Regions from separate parts of the Homo sapiens genome. Here region 1 is linked to region 2. Evidence: chromatin loops called from intact Hi-C (ENCODE). Cell type or tissue: Caco-2. All regions are shown on one strand. Each heading gives the region's core, and the rest is flanking DNA. Links, peaks and the distances in the headings are about the cores only.

The links. Peaks named below come from ENCODE experiments on the same cell type or tissue, not always from the same donor. Only the 100,000 strongest peaks of a DNase experiment are listed, where the experiment ranks them.
Region 1: it touches region 2 in a loop (20-fold over the local background); 9 of 110 quality-filtered maps call a loop at or near these places.

The regions. Positions count from the first base shown.
Region 1 is chr11:133,829,053-133,840,643 of GRCh38, forward strand. SPATA19 (spermatogenesis associated 19) reads right to left here. Exons shown (of 7, transcript NM_174927.3): 7 at 11,579-11,591. Among named protein-coding and RNA genes, the nearest start is that of SPATA19, 11 kb to the right of the region's middle. In Caco-2, for the core only: a CTCF peak has its summit at 6,321 (motif pointing left); a DNase peak (open chromatin) is centred at 6,309.
Region 2 is chr11:133,614,521-133,626,111 of GRCh38, forward strand. No RefSeq gene overlaps it. Among named protein-coding and RNA genes, the nearest start is that of OPCML, 88 kb to the left of the region's middle. In Caco-2, for the core only: CTCF peaks have their summits at 5,641 and 5,846; no DNase peak of the experiment used is centred there.

The DNA.
Region 1 (11,591 bases), core at 2,404-10,403, 220 kb after region 2:
CTCATCTGTCTGGGATGGATTAGGTGAACTCGGAGATGTCATCTCGTCATCTAAAATAACTCTATGGAGTATGGCCTGAAGAGAATTCCATGCATCCAATCCCTGCACATTGGTGGCTTACTGAGGACAGGAGTATGTTTGTATTCCAAACCCAACTTACCCGTGCAAACCCTTGAGGCTCCTGGGGTTGGAACTGGGAGGGGTCTCAGATTCAGAGGCTTGGCAGGGAGGCAGCTGCTGCCTGCACTGTCACTTTCCCTCTCCTGTTGCGGAAAGGAAATGATACATTTCTGCCCATCAGGAATTTAAGTTTGTTCATTGGCAACATTCATTCTGAGTCTTCTCCCTGCTCCTTCAAAGCTCTGGGTGGTGGATGTCTCGATGGAAACAGTTTTTCTATTTTAAAACATTCCCCCAAGAGTAGGAGTGAAGAAAGAGCTACGATCCCTCCGGTGTTGTACTGATCTCGGCAGCATTTATTGAGGCACTTAACAAACGTGCAGAACACTGTTAGAAGCTCTGTGTGCAACTGCTCTGTCCCTGCCATGCAGGTGTTATTATCATTCCCATTTCACCTGTGAGCTTAGAAACATGAATGGGCTTGTCCAAGGCCACACAGCCAATCCAAGGTTTAATGACTCAACACAATTTATTGAGTGTCTACTATATGCCAGGCACTGGGTGGTTCCCAAGGTCAGCCCATCTGGGATCCGTGGCACAAACCCAACCTGAGGATGGGAGAACAGGCAGGCCTCAGAGGACTGGACAAAGAACAGTCTAACACCATGGTCTTGGCCAGACCCCGAGGCAGGAGGCAATGAAAGTATCAAACCATAACACCCTTCCCAACTCCAGTTCCTCCCAACAATTTTGGCTCAAACCAACTCTGGGTGGTGAGGGGCTCTAACTGTCCCATTTTCTAGAGGGGTAAGCTGGACACACTGAATAACTCGCCTCTTCTCTTTGGAGAAAAGGGGTGCAGCAGGGGATGGAGGCATAGATAACATGAATGACCACCAGTTCTGCCCAGAGATGGTGCTGAGGATTTGCATGCAGTGCCTCACCTAATACCAACACTGAGAGAAGGACATTATTAACTCGCAGATGGAAAAACGCCATGTCTAGAGAAGTCAAGTGACGTAAGCATTGCCACACAGCTCAGCAAAGGCATGGCGGCACGGACACGGTCCTGTGGCCCCCATTGCTTTCTCCTCCCGTGGCCCACATGACTCCCTAGACTGTTGGCCACAGGCCCTGAGAAAGGGGGCCAAATGGTGCAAATTCAAAGAAAAGCACCCTTTTCTTTCATTTTATAAGGCATCATTTGACCTTGAGGCCCAGTGGAGTAAAGTGTGTGCACACGTGCAAAGGCACACACACCCTGCGTGCACGTTTCTGCAATATGAGTGGTGACATTGTCCTGTGAGGCTCAGGGAAAGACTACACCCATGCTGCTGGTTGGGTCTCTTCCCTGTAGAATGCAGGACCAACCCCTTCAGAAAGAAGGTTAGATTAAAGCCAAGGGATCCAGGACCAGGGGCAGGGGGTGCTTAATGGGCTCAAGTTGGGTGAGATTACCCGCTACCTGCTCAACCAAATTGTTTATAACTTGTGTCTCTCTGTTTCTCTCCTTTTTGTTAACTCTCCTGGACCAAAGCAAGGCAGAACACCTGGGGGTGGCCACAAGTATAATTAGCAAAAGATGTTCCAAAGACCAGGTGAAGGGCAGCTGAAGTAAGCAGAATGTTCTCCTGGTGCTGATCGTGGAGTTGCCAAGTTCTCTTCCACTGAGAAAAACAGCATGCTTTATCCTTGTGTATCTAGACCCTGGCCTGAGGATCTTTAATAAGTACCTCCTGGAAGGGAGTCCCATACCCAGGAAGGTTGGAGAAGCTCCACTTTGCTGCAGCCTTTGAGGAAGTAGATGCAGGACCTGGGTCCCGAAAGGGGGTTCCACAGCTCTGGGACTCTGATTCATGGTGCTGCTCCTTCTTTTGTCCACCCCTGCCCTTAGGGTCCCCTGTTCCATCCCTCCTGCAAGACATCCTAACTGACTGAAGAAGCCCCGAGGGGTGTGCAGGCACAAACTGTGGTTTTGTGGCATGGCAAGGTGAATCCACTTCCCCAGAAGTCAATACCAGTCCCCGCTGCAACACAGCCCAATCTCACTTCTTCCCTCAGAATAGAATAGAAGGTCTACTGTCCACTGCTCACTCCCAAATCCTGGAGTCAGTTCTGCCCACGGTGGGTAGAGAAACTTGTCCCCACCAGAAGAACAAGCACAGGGCTAGCTGCAGGAGCTAATGGGGGTGTTCTGGTATCTTGTGCACAGGGTACTTAGTGGAAAATGAGCAATCAGCAGCTGGGGCATGAGTGGGGGGTGGGAGGGCACCATCCAGAACCTGGCAACCTGCACCACTAGATCAACAGCATCACCTGCTGGCCACAGGATGCCACACCACTCTCCTCCCATTCTAGGCCCCAGAGAGCCCTCCCTCAGGGGGCACAAAGACGCAAAGAAGCCCCCTCCTCAGAATGCCAGGAGTCCTGGGTCCAGCAGGTCCTCAGGGGAGCCCCTCTTTGAAGCCCGTAGAGCCAGGACTCTGATTCTCCTTTGAAAATATGCAGCCCCCATGTTGACCAAACATGAATCTCTGACAGCACACCCCCTCCTACACCGGCTCCCAAATGCACACCTAATATTTTTATTTTTCCTAAATGTTTGTCTGTGGTTCCCCAACATCTTTAGAGGCCCTCATAATCTTTTCCCTTCCAGTATAAGCTCCTAGAGAGCAGTGACTATTTCCTTCTGGACTGACTAGATCACCGACTCACATTACAAAAGGCTTAGGAAAGTGTTTTATGAACGTGAAGACTAACAGCCAGCAGTCATTGGTGCTGGAAAGGGCTGTGCTATGGCTGGTGCCTCTTCCCGGGTATAGGAATCCTCATAGCTACCCTGTACTGAGGGTCTACCAAGTGGCGGGCATGTGATGCCCCCTCTACCGAGATGCTATCTCACTTGATCTTCACCAGGACTCCAGGACACAGAAGCACAGAGAGGTGAAGCCATTTGCTCAAAATCTCACAGCCGCTAAATGGTAAAGCCAGGGTCCGAGGCCTGGCAATCCGAAGGTGGAAGCCGTCTTAGCAGTTATGCTACACTGCCTCCCAGAAGCCCACATGGGCACACACGCTGCTGGTAAGCACATCTTCCTTGCTGAAAGCACGCCACAAGCAGCTGCTCACTCAGCCTTCCCGCCTCCTCCTTAAAAGGCAGAGACTGCTGTACCTGCTTATAAGGCAGAGACTGTTGTACCTGCCCTTTTCCCTGGAATCCTGCTCACGTACCAGGTTTCCCTTGCATGACCCGCTCAGCCTTCATTTTCGGGACCTCCAGGCCTGCCCACGAACAGGTGCCTATGAAGACACAGAGAACGAGGGCCCTGAAGGGCGGAGGAGGCAGAAAACTGATGCGAGCGCTAAGAAACAGCAGCGAAAGCCCACCCAGTCGTTTACTCCTTCCACGAATATTTCCTGAGCACCGATGTCACGCACCGTGTCTGGGGCAATGGGGAAACGGCAGTAAAGGAGGAGGCGCATTCTAACAGCCGCGACGGTCCGCGGAGAGAAGGGGGCGACTGACCTCGCAGAGCGGCCGTGCCCACAGGGCTGGGAGGGCAGCTGCGGGTGTGGACTTTCTGCACTCACCGCCCGCCCCGCGAAGTCCTGCCCTGTCCTCCCCACCGCGATCAAACCCACCGGTTGGGGACCTTCGGGCTGCGGACCTTGTTGTGGTCCAGAGGCCCAGAGAATAAGCTCGAAGGAGGCTGACGGGGGAGGGCAGTGGCTCCGGGAGCGAGCGGGGACGGGCGCTGGGCTGGGAGGGGGACGCGGGGCTGCGGGGGATGCGAGGCTGGGGGGAGGAGCTGGGAGAGGAGCCTGGGACTGCGGGGAGGGGCGGCGGGAGGAGCCCGGGGCCACAGTCAGGGGAGCCTCGCGGGCGAGGAGGGGGAGGGGGAGGGGGATGGAGGGTGCGGGGGTGAGGGAGGGGCGCGGGGTAGGGGGTTCAGGGGTGCGGGGGTGGGGGAAGGGGTGGGGACCCCGAGCCGCCCGGTGCCCCGCTCCGGTTCCGGCTGGTTGCGGCGAAGTTTCCCAACTCGCCGAGAGCAGCTGCTGCCTTCTCTTGCGTTTGTTTTTCCCCTCTCGGGATGGAAAATGAATTTCGAGCATCGCTGCGGAGCCTGCCAAGTAATTGGAAAACATGTCGAACACTGCGTCTGGCTGCCGGGCGGAGGCGGGGTGGCCTCCCCGGTCGAGGTTCCCGGTCCCTCAGGGCAGGGTGGTGCCGCGCCCTCCCCAGGCCGGCCCGCGAAGGGAGAAGCCGCAGAAGCCTCTGGGCGTCGGGCCGGGGGTCCCTCGGGCCCGTGGATGACGTGGGTCAGTGGCCGAGCGCTGCAAGCCGTCGCACGGTCGCCTGGTGGTGCGGGCGCCTCGCCCGCCCTGGCCGCTGAGCCCCGAGAGGGTCTGGGCTCCCGTGGGCCACCCCACTCCGCGGCCGCGCGGCGCCCTGATCGCGCGTCTCAGGCCCCGCTGGAACCCGGGGCCTCCCTGCCCGCTCCACTCCTTCCCGCGGCGCACCCCCGCCCTCCGCCTGCCCCTGCCCTGCTGGCCCCCCGCCAGGCAGCCTCTCCCGCATCGGAGACCACCCGCCCGGTTTTCATGTCCCGGTTTGGCTGGGTGTCTAAACTCCGCCTCTCGGGATGGGACAGAGCCCCACCCCACCTCGCAGTGGACACCCCAGGACAGTGGCTTGGTCTTCACAACACTGGGTGCGGTTCATGGAGCAGCACCTCGCATTGCTCCCTGCAGTGACCCACGCAGGAGGCCGCCTGCCCTGGTGGACGTGGGCACACCCTCCCTGTCTCTCTGGTGTTCCCGAGCTTGACTCTGCCTGGACGAGTCTGTCTCACATGAGACCCCCCTGTCTCTGTCCAGAATTAACAAGGTCCTATTAGGAAGTGACCTGCAAGACAGAGACAGGCCAGCACCGCACATTGCCACCCCCACCAAGCAGTCCCTTGATAGACCTCCACCTGCGGCCTCCTGGACTGGCTTCCCGCCCACCTGCCACCCCCAGCTCTCACCTCTCCCCTCAAAGGATCCATGACCACAAAGCCTTGATTAGTTCTTTCAGCTCCATTTAACTACACAAATGGCTTGGTCACAGCTGACTGGTCCCAAATTTGCCAGTGATTTTCTTTTAATTTACCGTAGCTCAGTCCCCCTGTAATACAGGTAGAGGAGGCATATTTGTTCCCAAACTCCCCTCCTGGGGTTAATCATGCACAGAACAAAACTCCATTTGAGCCACTTAATGATTTCATTTCCACCCTAGGTTTGATGGAGCTGCGGCTATAATACTAATATGGGTCCCTCTCTCCCCAAACTCCAGATGCGCGCGAGAGACAGACAGTGGGAGCCTGTGGGTGACTCAGCCATTCCTGTCCGGCTGCTGCCCTCCAGCCCCTTCTGCAAGCCGTGTGTTCCCCCTCTTTTCCTGGGCCCATCTTCTCTCCCCTGGGAAGCCAGACCTGACCAGCGTGGTGCTCTTCCATGCTTCCTCCCCCGGGTCCTCTGCCAGTTTCATGGGGTTATTTTGCACCCACCTGTCACCTCTCAGCACCTGACCCACCTCCCAGCCTCTTCTCCTGCCATTCCTCCCACCACACCCCCACCCACCATACCGGCATTCCAGACATTCAGACAGCCAGGCCCAGTTCCCTAACCCTCCTCCATCCTTGCGACATGGACTGGACTTTCCCTTTGCCTGGAGGACCTCTCCTTGGTTGTCAGAGCCTGGCGAAAGCCTCTAAAACTCTGCTTAAGCATCACTGCCTCTGGGAATCAGCTGACAATTTTTCTCTCAAGCAGAGAAAACCACTCCCTTCTGTGCTCTACCATTTATACCCTTTTGGCTTATTTTCACACAATATTTCATTATTTGTTTGCAGTCAGCCCTTCTACCCATTTGAGCTCCTTGAGAACATAACAGAACATTCACCTGGGTATCCTCACACAGCACGGGCCCAGTGCTGGGCATAAATGCTCCACAAATGTTCTTGGAAAGAATAGGTGCTATGTGGTTCAGGCAGGTGGATGTGAACTGTATTCATAACAACACGAAGACACTCAGAGGTGCTCCATCTTCAGAGGCTTCCCAAACGGTGCTAAAATCTCTACTGGCCCAGCCTGCAGGAGCTGACTCAAAGGGAAGGCCAGGTCACCGTCAGGAAATGTGGTTTTTGTGTGGAAACGTCACCATCTGGTGGTTTCTAGTGAAACAGCTTCTCAGCTGCAATAGTGGAGAGAGAGGGCTTCCTCCCTTTGCTTGCTTCCCAGGGCCACTAAGTTCAGAGAAAGGTGCTCCCTGCAGCAGCACCATGGGCTCTGGCAAGCCAAGCACCGCTCCCTGCCTTCCCAAGAAACCTGAGTGAGCGTTTGGAAGGGCACAGCCCCCTCAGGGCTCTGAGGAAGGCCGGCTTACCTCCTCTCCACCCCTCTCCTCCGCTGACATCCAGGCTGCAGCTATTCTCGAGCAGGCAGGACCCCCTTTCCAGCAGCCTGGGCTTGTGCCACTTCTCTGCCTTCAGTGTTCTCCAAGCTTCCCCTGGACCCAGGCCCTGTGTGTCCATCACCACTGGGATATCTGATGGGGACCCAGACTCAGGACCCAAGTTGAACTGATTTCCTCAACTTAGGCCCACCTACCTGAGCTAATGGCAGCACCATCCCCCAACTGTGCCCCCAGGACCTTTCTTCTCCCCCACTCCAGGAGCCATGTATCGCCAGATCGCCGCTCCCATCTCACACGAACCTGCCACTGCCCAGTGGATCCTTCCTGGGCTCTCTGCCGCCGTCCTTTGGCACAGCCTGTCTCCACGTGTAAAATCACTTCCTGCTTTAACATTCCTGCACATCCTGTTTCCTGTCTCTGCTGGGATAAGGCAGGATCCTTAACCAGGTCTCCACTTGCCACATGGCCCAACCGGCCTCTTGACAGCCTCCCCCATGCCCCCTCTCACTCCCTCTCTCCCATCTAGCCAGAATAGGTTTTTGGTGTGTCCATGAAGCCAGACTTCTCTCCCCTCTCAGAGCCCTCTCACTTGCTGCTGCCCAGGGCTGGCTGCTCTCCTGCCCCTCTGCCTGGTTACCTCCTACTCATCCTCTACTCCCTCGCCCTACCTTACTGGAGCATGCAGGCAAAGGGAGGCTGGGAGGGAAAGGTGGTGGGGAGAGAAAGTCCAGGTGTCCTGGCCCCTAGGAAGAGTGGGGCAGGGGAGGAACCTTAGCCTCTCTCCCTTCCTTGTGCAGTGTCTGGCAGGTAAAGCTCACCACCAACAACAACCGAATTGATCCTTCACCCAGCTCTGCTGGAGAGGGCAGGGGTTAAGGACACTGGCTCTGGCATGAGACCATTTGGATTCAAACTCTGGCTATGCCATTTCATGGCTGGATGACATCAGGAAAGCTATTTAGCCTCTCTGGACTGACTGTCCCTCATCTGTAAAATGGGGATGACGATTTTAAAATAGAAATCTAGGTTCTCTTCTCTGAGTAAGGCAAGTTCCCATTATATGTAAGACTTCACCTTTCAAGTAGTTATGAAAATTGTGACTCACAACTAATGAGTTTGTGTAAAATTCATCTGCCTCATCAAAATGAAAGTTCTACCAGGGCAGGGACCAGGTGGGTCTTATTTATTGCTGTATTCCCAGGGCTGGTCTGGGGTGCACACACAGCATAACAAAGTGGTCAAGAAAGCCAGGCTGGGGTTCTAGCACTCTCCAGTCACCAAAGTGACTCTGGTCAAGGTACTTAACCTACGTGTTGTGTTATCTCCTCTCTAATAATAATACTAATATCTATGCCAAAGCCTGCTTGGCTTAGTGCTTGGATACATTTCAAGTCCTTGGATAGGACCAGGCATATAGAAAGTGCTCAGCGAACATCAGTGGTCATTCTCGTGGACACTCAATAAATACTTCAATAAGACTTCCGGGTTCTAGTTTGATATTTAAAGAGCTTGGAAGTCATCACTCTCATCCTAACAATAAGAACTGAATAAATTGAAAATCAACAACTCTTCTTAAATCCCTCAGAGAACTGAGCTCAGAAGGCAAACCACTGACCTGAAGACTGGAAAGGCAGAAAGTTGGATACAGAGACTCACAACTTACTGGACAGAAGACCAGGCACACAAAATTCCACAGGAAACAGTGCTGGGCAGGAAAACCTAAACTACCTAAACTGTAACTGACAAATTGCTGGAGGCTAAGTGTGGACAATGTTGACTATTAAAAAGTCCAGGGCCCAGTCATTGGGGGGATCCCCACACTTTCATGAGTTTTGCCTTTAGGAGCTCTACTAGCTCCTCACAATGAAAAGAGAAGGGGAAAGTAGCCATTTTTAAATATGTCCAGAGCATTCTGTTCTCCTTAACAAGAGCCCACCCTCAAGGGAAACTATTTTGCCAGGGCCAAGCCAGCCTGGGAGAAGGGGAATACCCAACTCCAGACCCTCCCCTCTAGCCTTCCTGTCTTTCCTAAGGTCAATGAGGGGGGAAGCTGAGAATCACACAGAAAGGTCACAGCCCAGAGGGAAAGGCTCACTAAACACTGAGAACTAATCTTGCAAATATAGAACACTTCCCCTCCCACGCACTTATCACCACAATATAGGCTTCCCATATTGTGTTAAATTATTATATAATTATGTAATCCCTGGTTATATAATAACGGGATTACAGCAGAAATAACTGTAAACCTCAGACTCTATTTAAGAAGGAGCCTCTAGGGACACTCAAAGACAACAAGAAAGACAAAGACAAGGATGCCAGAGGAAACCTTAACCTCTGACATGCTACAAAACCATAAACACAGCCTCCCAGCCAGGTAAACATACAGCCTCACACTAATGGCCTATTTACCGCAGCTCCTTTTCCTGATAAATCATGTCCTGCTTTCCCCAAAATAATTACAAAGCTTGCTAAAAATATATATACATAGCTTTATGAGACAAAGCAAGTATAGAAACCAGTCAGATATGTTGGAATTATTAGACTGGGAATTTAAAACAGCTATGAAAAATATGCTAAGGGCTCTAATGGGGAAAGTGGACAACACGCAAGAACAGATGGGTAATGTAAACAGAGAGATGGAAACTCTAAGAAAAAAAGTCTAAAGAAAATGCCAGTAATCAAAAACACTATATAGGAATAAAGAATGTCTTTGAAGGACTCATTGGTAGACTGGACAAGGCTGAGGAAAGAATTGGAGTTTCAAGAAATGTCAGTAGACAAAAACAAGCAATGGGGAAAAGATTCCCTATTTAATAAATGGTGCTGTGAAAACTGACTAGCCATATGTAGAAAGCTGAAACTGGATCCCTTCCTTACACCTTATACAAAAATCAATTCAAGATGGATTAAAGACTTACATGTTAGATCTAAAACCATAATAACCCTAGAAGAAAACCTAGGCAATACCATTCAGGACATAGGCATGGGCAAGGACTTCATGTCTAAAACACCAAAAGCAATGGCAACAAAAGCCAAAATTGACAAATGGGATCTAATTAAACTAAAGAGCTTCTGCACAGCAAAAGAAACTACCATCAGGGTGAACAGGCAACCTACAAAATGGGAGAAAATTTTCGCAACCTACTCATCTGACAAAGGGCTAATATCCACAGTCTACAGTGAACTTAAACAAATTTACAAGAAAAAAACAAACAACCCCATCAAAAAGTGGGCAAAGGATATGAACAGACACTTCTCAAAAGAAGACATTTATGCAGCCAAAAAACACATGAAAAAATGCTCATCACCACTGGCCATCGGAGAAATGCAAATCAAAACCACAATGGGATACCATCTCACACCAGTTAGAATGGTGATCATTAAAAAGTCAGGAAACAACAGGTGCTGGAGAGGATGTGGAGAAATAGGAACACTTTTACACTGTTAGTGGGACTGTGAACTAGTTCAACCATTGTGGAAGTCAGCGTGGCGATTCCTCAGGGATCTAGAACTAGAAATACCATTTGACCCAGCCATCCCATTACTGGGTATATACCCAAAGGATTATAAATCATGCTGCTATAAAGACACATGCACACGTATGTTTATTGCGGCACTATTCACAATAGCAAAGACTTGCAACCAACCCAAATGTCCAACAATGATAGACTGGATTAAGAAAATGAGGCACATATCCACCATGGAATACTATGCAGCCATAAAAAATGATGAGTTAATGTCCTTTGTAGGGACATGGATGAAACTGGAAACCATCTTTCTCAGCAAACTATCACAAGGACAAAAAACCAAACACCGCATGTCCTCACTCATAGGTGGGAATTGAACAATGAGAACACATGGACACAGGAAGGGGAACATCACAATCCGGGGCCTGTTGTGGGGTAGGGGAGGGGGGAGGGATAGCATTAGGAGATATACTTAATGTTAAATGACGAGTTAATGGGTGCAGCACACCAACATGGCACATGTATACATATGTAACAAACCTGCAAGTTGTGCACATGTACCCTAAAACTTAAAGTGTAATAATAATTAAAAAATTTAAAAAAAAGAAATGTCAGTAGAATCTACCCAAACTGAAACACAAAGAGAAAAAGAAAAGAGTGGAAAAAAGTGAAACATTTTCCAAAAACTGTGGGACAATCTCAAAAGGTGTCACATATGTGTAACGGGAAGACAAGAAGGAGAATAAAAAGAGAGAAGAATACCCGCAAAAAAGAGTTTGATTAGTAGTTGAGAATTTTCCAAAATTAATGACAGACACCAAACAACAGATCCTGGAATCTCAGAGAACACCAAGCAAGATAAATGCAAAAAATAATAATAATAATAACAATAATAACTATACCTAGTCATATCACATTCAAACTGCAGAAAATCAAAGACAAAATTTCTTGAAAGGGAAAACACCTTATCTATAGAGGAACAAGGATAGAAATTATATCCAGCTTCTCCTCGGTTACCGTACAAGCAAGATGAGAGTGGAGTAAAATATTTAAGTGTTGAAAGAAAAAAAGATTGTCAGCCTAGAATTCCGTATCTTGCAAAATTACCTTTCAAAAGAAGGACAAATAAAGACTCTCCAACCATCAAAAATTGAAGGAAATTGTCACTAGTACAGCTACCTTGCAAGAAACCTTAAAAGGAGTTCTTCAAAGAGAAGGAAAAGGATATAGGGCAGAAACTCAAATCTACATTAAAAAGGAAGAGAGCTAGAGAAGGAATAAGTGCAGATAACATAAATGTCTGAAACAAACCAGCACACTTCCCTCAAAAAGTTCTCCCTGCCCCAGCCACAGAGCACTCCTTCTTATGTTCCAGGAGCACCAATATCGCCATTGTCACATTGCTGGAACGGCTGCTGTCTGTCTCCCTCAAGGCTGTAAGTCATGTGTCCCCAGAGCCAGGCCTGTGAGGTACTCAGCATCTGATGAATGGACAAATGAATGGCACAGCACCCCAACCAGCAACAGGGCGGGTTGTTAAACAG
Region 2 (11,591 bases), core at 1,696-9,695:
TCAGTTCATAATCCTTGACCTCCACCAAAACACCTCTCATGACTCCTATGGTTATTTTTAATAAATAAAAATGGAGCTGGGTCAGGAATAAGGAGCAGGAACAAGAAGGAACTCCTGCAAAGAGGAATAAATTACCAGAAAAAATTACTCTGGATAAGTTACTGGATGAATTTCACTGAATACATTACTGTGTAATGATGAAATTATGTAATGATGACTCAATGAGAATCACATAATTTTCTGCCTTTTTAGAAATTAATTACAAAACTTAATCCATTCACCAAGTCTGCAAATTTGAATGTATATTTTAAAACTATTATAAACTTTTTCTGTGGCACTAAATGTGGAATAGTTTTAGTTGAGCTTTATATATCTGGAGAAACCAAGAAACATTTACTCTTCCAGGTCACCTTCTCCACCCAATCGCTCCTTTAGAGGGTCCCCTTTTCATTCTTGCTTTCCATGTAGCCACCATCCTCATTACAACCCATGGACATTGGTCCTAGACTAGCAGTAGAAGGTCCTTGGGATTTGAATTGAGCCAAATCCCTGCCTTTCAGAGCTTGTGATCAAGCAGAAATACCAGATAGACCAGAAATAATAGTAAATAAATAAGTGAACAGCTTTAATAGCTGAATACATAGACAATACAATACTTTGGATATCAAAATACTCCCTTCATTATAAATTTTACTAATTATTCATGTTAAAATTTTTGCCTTACAGTTGTTCATCTCCAACCACCAACATAGTCAGTAAATATTAATTCTTAAGTCAAATATGCCTTTTTATAAGACCACCCAAAATATTTGCATTTGCTGCCATCAGTATTTGAATAAGAATAATATAAATTTAACCAATAATTATTTATTGAGTGCATAATGTGAGCCAATAACTATTTTAATTTTGTGTTTATATGTTTCACCTTTTTACATTCTTTTATTTTCAAACTTTCTGTAATGTTATATTTGAGGCATGTTTCTTACAATTAGAATATATCCAGTCTGACAATCTTAGTATTTTCCTTGAAATATTTAGTCCATTTACATTAAATGTAATTACCAAAAGTTGTGAATTCCTATTTACTAGGTTACTGCTAATTTCTACTTGACTGGTCTGCTTCATGTTTGTTTTATTCCTCTCTTTTCTTGACTTTTTTTCTGATTAATCATTTTTTAAATTTCTCTTTCCTCCTCTATTAGCTTATTAGTTATACTTCTTTTGGAAGGTATCCTAGAAATTATTTAATACAATGTTAATTTTTAAAGAATTACATCCTAAAAAAGATTATTAGCTTTATGCTGCCTTTCAATGCTAGAACACTATAATATTTTAAATCTAGTATCTCTGTTCCCAAATTTTTTTTAATTAACATGTATTTCAGTTCTACATTATTTTAAACCCACAAAACAAGAAATTATTATTATTGTCTTATACAGGTAATATTCATTTATATCTGTCTACATATTAATCCTTTCTATTGCTCCTTATTCTTGTATTGACCTGCTTATATCTGGGTTTATTTCTCTTCTGTCTGAAGAAATATTTGTTAATTATTTTAGTGTACATTTAGTGGTAACAAGTTTTTTAAATTTTGTATGTCTGCAAATGTTCTCAGTTTTTTAAGGATAAATTTACTAGATATAAAGGATTATTTGGGGGGTTGTTATTTCAACATATTAAAAATGCCATTCTATTGCTTTCTACCTTCTGTTGTTTCTGTTGAAAAGTCTGTTGAATAACTTTTCTTATTGTTTTCTTAAAAGTAATGTAGACTTTTTTAGTTTTTGATTTTCTGTAGTTTTACTATGATGTGCCTGGGTTTCTTTATATTTATCTTGCTTTACATTTATCCTAATAGAGATTCTTGAGTTTGTGGTTTGCTGCCTTTTATCAGTTTCAAAAAATTACCAAACATTCAATTTTTTGTTCAAACCCATTCCAGTTCTCTTCTACTTCTGGGGCTACATTTACATTATTTTGGATTTTTTTTTACTGTATCCAATATTTTTTCTAATTTATTTTATATATTTTTATATTTTTTCCTCTTTGTGCCTCAGTCTGTATACTTTCCATTGACCTGTATTACTCTCTTCTGCTATCTGAAATCTAATGTTAAACCTATATGAGTTCTTCATTTCAGCTATTGTATTTTTTAGTTCCAGAATTTACATTTGGTTTTTCAGTCATTTTATATTAAAGCTTCTTATGTTGAAGTAACAACTACTTCTTATTCTGAAGTAGTTTAAGATTCACAAGAAGTTGCAAAAATAGCACAGTTCTTATATACGTGATGATAATGTCTTACATTATCAAAGTACATTATCAAAACAAGCAATAATGTTGCCGTATTGCTACAATACTACTATCTGTAAAGTAAAGAACTTATTCAGATTGTGTGAGTGTTTTTTATAAAATTTTATTATGTGTAGATTTGAGTACACTATACCATTTGATTTTAAAAGCATAAATTCCAAATCTCTCTTGAAATTCTATTTTTGTTCCTCTTTATTTTCTTGAATATTTGTTGTTTTGTTGTTGTTGTTGTTGTTGTTTTGAAACAGGGTTTCACTTTGTCACCTAGGCTGGAGTACAGTGGTGCAATATTGGCTCCCTGCAACCTCCGCCTCCTGGGTTCAAGTGATTCTCCCACTTCCGCCTCGTGAGTAACAAGGACTACAGCCTCCTGAGTAACTACGAACTCCTAACCTCAAGTCATCCACCCGCCTCTGCCTCCCAAAATGCTAAGATTACAGGCATGAGCCACCACACCCAGCCTATTTTAATCACAGCTGTTTTTCAGTTTTTTGCTGATAAAGACCTAGAGGTGATTTGGATATTAGAATTAGCTATAGTCTGTTTTTCCACTTCTTGGTTTTCAGTCTCATTGCTTGTCATGTTTGGCAATTTTTTTTACTGACTGCATCACACCCATAATAACAACATATAGCAGCCCCAAATGATATTATATTCCTCCAGAGAGAGTTGGCCCCTTCTTCTGCTGAGCGGAGAATGTGGAACTGGGACCTTAACAACACCACATCGAGGAAGGAGCACAGCTTTGGTAAGGCTCTATCTACCACTGGCTTCCCCTTTGAGTTACACAAGAGAGCCTGGGGTTTTCACGAGGTACCGCTCACATTGGTGGGTTCTTAATTCTGATTCTAGCTTTCTTATTATTATAAGACTACTACAGTCTGTGTATTGTTTTTCAAAGACTTTATGCTAAGGTTCTTAGCTTCCTGTCTCTGCAATCTCAGACTTTGGTAGATGTCTTGAGCAAACACTGCACAAATTTTGGCTCAATTCTCCAGCCTACCCTTCTGACCAGGATCCTAGCCCCTCAAATCTCTAACTTTTGTCTCTCTAGTTCCTACAAGATTGCCAAAAGTTCTTCTCATTTCTGGGCATTTTAGCAGTGGTCCTCTGCCTGAAACCCTGTCTGAATTCTCAGTCCCTTGTTTTAAGTTCAGAATCAGAAAACACTACCTCATCTCCCAGAAAAGATCTGTGGAATATCACATTACACCCCTGAGGATTCCCCTTTGAGGGTATTTTGGACCTCTAGTCCTCAATGCCTCAGTCTTCAAATCGAGTTTTTTACTTGAAATGTCTAGTTGTCTAGTTGTTCTCAAAGAGATCACTGGTCTGCTACAGTCTAATCTAATATAGTCAGAATCTGGAAATATAGAACTCCCTGACTGTAGGTCTTACATTTCAATAGGTGTTAGGTCAAGAAAGGCAACAACAAACAACAAACAAAAAAATAAACAAGATAATTTCACAGAATGTTAAATGCTATGATGGAAATAAACAGAATGACATGAAAACTCTGAGGTAGCCAACTGCCTTCCGTTTCACATCTGAGGATTCACAAAGTGACTGAGGGAAAATCTCTGTGAAAAATAGCTCCCATTGTCCCCATTTTGTAGATAAGAACATCCTAATCTTTGGGGTACCATTGTTCTTCACTCTCCAGCAGTCATGCCAGGCTGGGGAACCCTCAGGTAATGAGATAACGATGGCACTAAATCTGACCCAAATCATTAGGGATTATGCACCTCAGCACAGACGCCCCTTCCTAACCCAAATCAGAAAAGAGAGAAAATCTTCCAGGACTTCCCCATTATACACATTTAGCGCCTGCTAGGAAAGACGCCACTGGAGGGCACTTTGGTAAATGGAGCTTCCTAGGTCTGTCTTCAGCAATTGCGGGAACCATCATTCTGAGGCCTGCTCAGCTGCCATAATTCACGGGTCTCCCTAATGCAGATGGGTTGGGAATGCTGGACCCTGGAAATAAGCTTTCCCCACCACTGCACTTCACTCAGCTCTCGGCCTTACATCATTTCCAAAGCATTAAGCAGCCTGCAACGCGAGAATCCTGCCGCTGGTGACATCTGTAACATCTGACATCATTTAGAAGACACTGCAAGGGTAAAAGAGTACTTTTTTGATCAGGGACATAAATAATTCTGAGGAAGAAATTAGGTTAAAAGGCTTTTATTTCCCCAAATGGATTTGCAGAATTTGGCCTCCCAGCCAGGTTCCTGTGAGGAGATGGGTTTTGGGGAGCCGAGGAGGTAACTGTGAGCAGTTGACACTCAGCCACTAGGCGCTCCCAGGAATAGGGGACACAATGGGAGCTCCAGGCGGCATGAATGCCCTGTTCATCTCTTGAGAAGGGGAGAGGTAGGGTGTAGCTTAATCATACCCTTGTGTGCCCTCGGTGTTCATAGAAGATGGAAGGGGGCAGCTACTGGGTGTCTGTTCGGGAGGGAAAGCCCCCTTTTTCTCAGAGACGTTCACCAAGATCTTGGGAAATGATTGTCTTCTGCCAAGAGGCGCCCAGATGATCTTCTCCACATCAGCCTGGCTTGGCAGGATTGAGAAAAACTATGCATATATAATCTGTTTTGCCTTCCCAAACTTAGCATCCACACTAGGACAAGAAAAGGAATCAAGAGTCTCAGCTTCTCCCTAAAACTTGCCAGAACTGCTGCCAGGCCTTCACAACAGCAGGAACTCCCATTCCATCTCACCTCTGGCTCTTAGCACAGGGTGGCGCTGAGTGTTTGCATTCCATGGTAATCTCCCAAGGATTTCCAGATCTGCTGCCTGAGGCTGCCTGGATCTAGAGATGACGGGGGTTGCATGAGGACCTAGGGATTTTAAGAGGGGCTTCCTGCAAACAACAGAACAGAACATAATCTTGGGCCCCACACCCACAAACCAGTCTCAGCTATACAAATTGAGCATGAGCTGCAACACAGAGAAGGCTTTTAAAAGGAACAACACCTTCCAACATCTTTAATGCCATTCCCATCTCAGCATGAGCAGCATGCAAACTGGATCAAGTGTCAGAATTCTAGAATGCTGGTTCTGGAAAAAAGGAGCCTTAAGCTTAAAAAATCATGGAGGAATTGTTCATTGTATAGGTGAGAATGCTGTTTTTTCAGATCACATAGCTGATTAATGACAGGAACTTAAACTATATCAACATTGAGAGCATAAGGATTTGTTCATCACGGCACCTTCAATGTCTAGCAAGAACCAGCATGTAGTGGGTGCCTACTATGGTCTAGAGACTGTATTAAGTCCCATACAGGATACAGAGACAAGTACAATACAGTCCCAGCCAATGAGGAACACACCACCTAGTGGGAGACATGAACACATAACCGAAAAGTACAAAGCAACATTGTTAATGCCTTTATAAATAAATAAACAAGGTGCCTAGCAGAGAATCCAGAGGAAATAATAAATAATACTTCCTGTGGCCTTCTAATAATTAAACACCTGATATACCAGAATGAGCACTAAGAATAAACTAATCATGAATAAGATGCAATCCTGCCCTTAAAAAAAGCTTACTGTCTAGTGCAATATGCAAAGAGGTATTTCCAACACATTGTAATGAATGGTGACATGAGTGATATGGGTAGTTTTTAGAGCACATGGGAGGGCATGAGGCCCAGGCTAGGAGGAGGTCAGGAAAAGATTTCCAGGGGATATGACATGAAAGTTGAAATGAACAGTGAGTAGAATGTATCCAGGTGACAGTAAAGGAGAAAGGAGGAAGGGCATAGCCATCCTAGGAAGAAGGAAGTACATAGTTAAATGTTAACGTATTTAATCTGGAGCACAAATCTTTAAGGGAAATGATAGTAAGAGACTTTCAAGGAAAAGGGAGCTCTAACTGTAAGCCTGACTTTAGCCGTAAGATGCTTAGTAGTTTGTCCAGTCTTAAGAACAGTGGAAACCCACTGAAAATTTTTAAACAAGGGAATAAAATGGTCAGGCTTTTCTTTATATCCTCTAAACATGGACGAGGGAAGTGCAAACAGGACACAATGGAAGGCAGGGATTTCCATTCGGATGTTGTTAGAATCGTTCAGATAAAAAAAAAATAATGTATATGAACTCTAGAAAAATCTGTCTGAATCTTTAAGATCCTAATTCTACAATTAAAATTTTGACCAAAAATGATAGTGGCCTGAAAAAAAAAATGTTATGGGGGGTATAGCTGCAAAGGTAGTAAGGGATATTAAGAGATTTTGGTTGCAGAATCTGATCATTGATGAAATGTGGGAGATGAAGAATAGGAGGGAGTCAAAGCCAGGCTTCCAGCTTGGGCAACTGAATATGCTGGTTACTGTCGCCGGAGAAGACCAGGAGGAGCAAAGTGGGAGGGGTTGAGGTGTCCTAGAAGATGGCATTAAGGTTGGGTCTAGAGGTTAATTGGAGGTTTTCAGACAGAGGAGGAAACAACATACTTGCTATGAGACAATGAGTCCACATGAGACTATGGCTAAAATCCCTAACATTCCCCTTCAGCCCCCATGAAGAAACAGACAAAAAGAAAGATAGAGAAAGTGAAAGATTAATTAAGTTCATTACTGGGAAAAAATCATCCTGGGAAATGTCTGGTAACTATTTCTTTAGAATGTAACTCTCCTTGGTCTACTCGAGACATAGCAGATGAAGGTAGAAGACAGGTTGGGGGTGGACAACAATTATCAGAAAAGGCATGAACACACAGAGGACGTTCCCACCATTATTATTGTCCTGGGAGAGTCGTCCTGCAGATCCATTCCCAGCTGCCTTCAATGTAAAGTAAAGAAAGGAAAAAGAGTGAGGGAGAGTCTGGCAAATCCGATAAAGATGGATGGAGGGGATTGAGACAAAGGCACCTGCCGGCATTGTGTCAGCTCCAACTCACCAGCTCAAAAACAAACTCATTCATTATCCACCAGCCTGGGCTGAAATAGCCCCGGTGTAAACACTCCCACACACCCAGCTCTCAATGAGACAAACAGCCTGGAAGTGTACATGCCATGGGCTCTCGCTGCTAATGGAATGCACAACCAGCTCTGTCGTGGCCAAGAACGATTTCTCTGCCAAAGGACACCAACTCCAAACAGCAAAGCTTCACCCAGGACCCTCATCATTCCACATTTTGTGTAGGATCTTCAGACAAAGCAGACCCTCATCTTGTTTTTCACAAGTTTCATTCATTCTCTGCGGTTCTTCAAGCAGAACAAAGAAATTAATTCCCACTACCCACACATTCACACATACGCACTTTGCTTATCTTGCTGATACTCTCTAATACTTTCAAATTAGAGGGCACAGGCCAAAGGCCAACTTTGAGACAACAGATTCATTATTTCACCCCAAATCTGGTCATGTCCCTGTGCTTCAGGTCTCATGCGTAGCCCGACCTTCCTCCTGCTTGCTCACAGTACATACTCATTCCTCATCCTCTGCTCTGCCCTCACTCGGCGTCAATCCCTTGTCCAAAAGACCATGATGCCATCTGCAATCCAGATTTTACTTCCTCTGTAGTCTTCTGCTCTCCATCCCTGTTGTTGCAACTCTGGCTTCAGCCATTGCCTAGGTTTCTGGCCTAGGTTTCTGCCACAGGCCTCTCGAGGGCCAATCTGCCCTCCTCCAAGACATTTTCTATCCTGTAGTCAGGAATGTCATTCAAAAACACAAAACTGTAGTTCACTTCAATGTTTAAAATTCTTCAGTGGCTTCCCATTGACTCTATTTAGGTAGAAATTCCTTAGGAGGACCTATAAAGTCCTTCATAATCTGTTTCTTTCTGCTTTATATCTTCAAGCTAATTCATCCCCATTCCCATGGTGTTCTATGCTCTAGCCAGGTCAAATTGCTTTTAGTTCTCCAAATGCATCTGCTCTCTCTTCCCTCCAGCTCTCCATAGATCCTCCACATTCTCTTATCTGAGAACATTCTTTCCCCACCACTTCACCTGGCAAACTCTTGTCTTTCCACTTTGAGTATACATTTTACTTCTTCCAGGAAGCTTTCTCTGATTGACTTTTCTGGAAGTCTTAGGTGGGTGCACCTTCCATAAAGTGCAATAGGATCCTTATTATAACAAACTGTAACTGCCTATTTCTCTGATTTTCCCACAGTGGTAAGTCTTTTGAGAGCAGTGATGTTATTTGCCAGGGTTACACCTATAGTGTCAGTCTCTACCAAATACCTGGAACACAGTAGATTTTCAGTATTTACTGAGTGAACGAATGAACAGAGGGAGGTAACCAGGAAGAGAGTTAGTTGAGGTTATTTGGTTGCAAGCAAGAGAACCCACCTCTAGCCAATTTAAGCAAACAGGAATCCTGGCATAGAAAGTCAAGTACAAGTCAGGTTGGAAATATGCAAAAACCAAGACAGCTCTAGATATCTAAGAAGCAAGAATGTAGGCACGCTTATGTGACAGAAATAGGATGGTCAAATAGAAAAACACAAGCCGTTTAAATCTCTTTTTCACTTAGCTTAAGATTCAAATTCAAATTATCTAGGATAAGCCTAGTTTATTCATACACCTTGGCCTGGCTAAAAGACAGCAGGGCACACAGGCAGCAGCTCTGATGGACTGTGTGCAATGGGAAGATGGCAAGGGGTAGAGCTGTAGGGAAAAGCGGAGATGTTGAAGGCCACAGCTTCCAAGTGCCCACGAACTCACAAGTCTGAGTTCTCATTAATAATATTTTAGAGATCACAGTTAGCTATTTGCTCTCAGAGTTAGGGTTGAGGGTTTTGGTGGGAGGTGAGAGAAATGAGGCCAGTATGAGAACAGATTGATCTGTAACAGTGGTGGACTCTTTTCTCTCATAGGACATAACGCCAATTCTCTATAAAAAAGAATATATTCACTTAGAAATACACCATATAAGAAATGCCAGTAAGAGGTTCAAGACACAGAGAACAACAATAATAATTGATAATGCACTGAAAGATGGGTTACAGGATTCCTTTAACCATCAAAATAAGTCTTAAAAAGTGACTTAGTAACTGTTTACATTTATGATTAAGATTAACAATTTTTTATTCTTTTTCTCTTTTCTAAGAGTAAAAGAGAGTCAGCAGGTTTAAATGAAGTGTGAAGAATTTAGAATCTATAACAATATGTGTGCATGGAAAATAGAGACTGTGAGACTTCTAAGCGCATCCTCGTGTCTTGTGCTGTACACAGTGGAGAGCGGCATCCAGGAGCACACAATTTCAAGTCAAAGAAACCAGGGCTTTGCCACTGACTGCCCCTGTGACCTTGAAGAAGTGATTTCTCTATGCCTCAGTTTCTTATCTGTACAATAAATCTAGTAACACTTAATGTAATCGCTGTTTGGCTCTAATAGGACCTTGTATGTCAAGCTCTGAGAACAGCTCCTGGGACATAAGAAGTAATCGATGAATGACAGTTAAGGCTCAGTAAATATTTGTTAATTTTGATTATGGATTTCTTAATACAAAAGTTATAAGGTTTTAAAATAATTTTTTCATAATGTATTACAGAAACTGTGTCTTTTTCCAGCATTTAAATAAAAAAAGAACCTGAACCTTCCTGGTGTGATTTGACTGATGCGCTGCTTAAAAGCAGGGACACTAAATAGACTCCTGTCCTCTTCCTTCTTTCATTGCACCCACCCATCCATGGGAACCCGGCTTCCTGCCTACTGCCTGAAGCATCTCTTCTCCTTTTTGAAAGGGAAATTAGACAGCTCAGTAACATTTGGTAGTTCTTCTAGAAAGGAGACTTTGCCAGACTCCACCATCTTTTTCTGTCTGATTTACTGTGGTCCCCAAATATAGGCTGGCTGTTTTTTCGTCTCGTGTATCCATTGGGAAGGTTAGAACAAAACATATGAGACTCGTGAAAATGGATGGAAATGGAATCCAAAAGTAAGTGCGGTGAAGAGGCGATGGACAGAGATCTGAATTATTGGTGAGTCACACCGTCTGACAGACTTCATCATTTGCTGACTTGGCAGGAGATTTATCGGGCATTCTAAGCCCCAATCTTCTTGAAACTGAGAGACCTTCCAGATAAACAACTGCAGCCCTATTTGCAAACCTGCTGCTCAGCATGCGACAGTAGAAGAGATGCTCCTTAACACACTCTCATATACCTTTGCAAGGGATTCCTTAAATCTCAGGTTTTGATAGTATTATTGTCCTCATTATCATCACCCTGAAATTTCACCATCAGTCAAGATCTCCCATTAGGTCCCTGCCCTCGGCAACCTCCCCTTCATCGTCTTCAGAGACCAACGCTCTTGAAAGAAGTTAATAACTTTACTCTCTGAGAAAATAATAAGTCAATATCTGAGATGACTTGGCTGTTTTTGCACAGCTGGAAGAGGATGAAGAGAGACTAACAGAAAGGTGGGTGCAGTCAAATACAGTAAGTAGAGAGGCCGATTGAAGGAGACAGTGAGGAAGGAGCACTGATGGCAAGGAGCTGGAGAGGGCATGAAAATGCAGCGAGACAAGCAAACCACAGATCACTCAGGAAGGAAGGAACCAGAGGCCACTGCGGCCTGAGGAGGAGCAATGCTGGCCGGAGAAACAGATAATTCACCACCGATGCTGCAGAGCCTTGAAAGAGAGACCAGAAAGGTGATTTAAGGAGTATTAGTTTTGGATTCTGAAAATGATTCACTGAACCCCATGATGAGTGACAATCATGCTATTTTATACTAATATAACTGTACACCAAGCTATTTCATCGGCTGCAATAAATTCTTCCACTTTGGGGAAAATTCTACTTAGCCATCAAGAGCCAGCATCAATTTCAACTTCTCTTTGAAGCCTCCCAAGGAACTTTGAGGGAAATTGTAGCCTCACCGGTCTGTAACCTTTTGTTTACCCATCTTTATTCCTGTCTCTTCCACTTCACCATACTTCCTCCCCCAGCCCCTACATGCTTCCATTAAACTGTGATTCCCTTGGAAATAGGCTTAGGTTTTGCTTATCATCATATTCTTATTCCCTGTCATAATGCTTGTCTCAATAGATACTTATTGAATGGAAGAATAAATAGATTGACAGGACTCATTAAACTCATCCCTAACCAGAGTTATTTCAGCGGCCTATTTGAAACGAGAGTGCAGCCCATTTCTCTCCCTCAGAGCCAAGTGTATTTCCAGCAATCCCAGCAGAAGACACCTCCCCTTTGCTATCCCATTCTTGGATCAGCTGCTTTCCACATGGGATAGTAAAACTATCAAATCTCTCTCCAAATTCCAAATCCCATGAAGGGCCAGAACCTACCAACA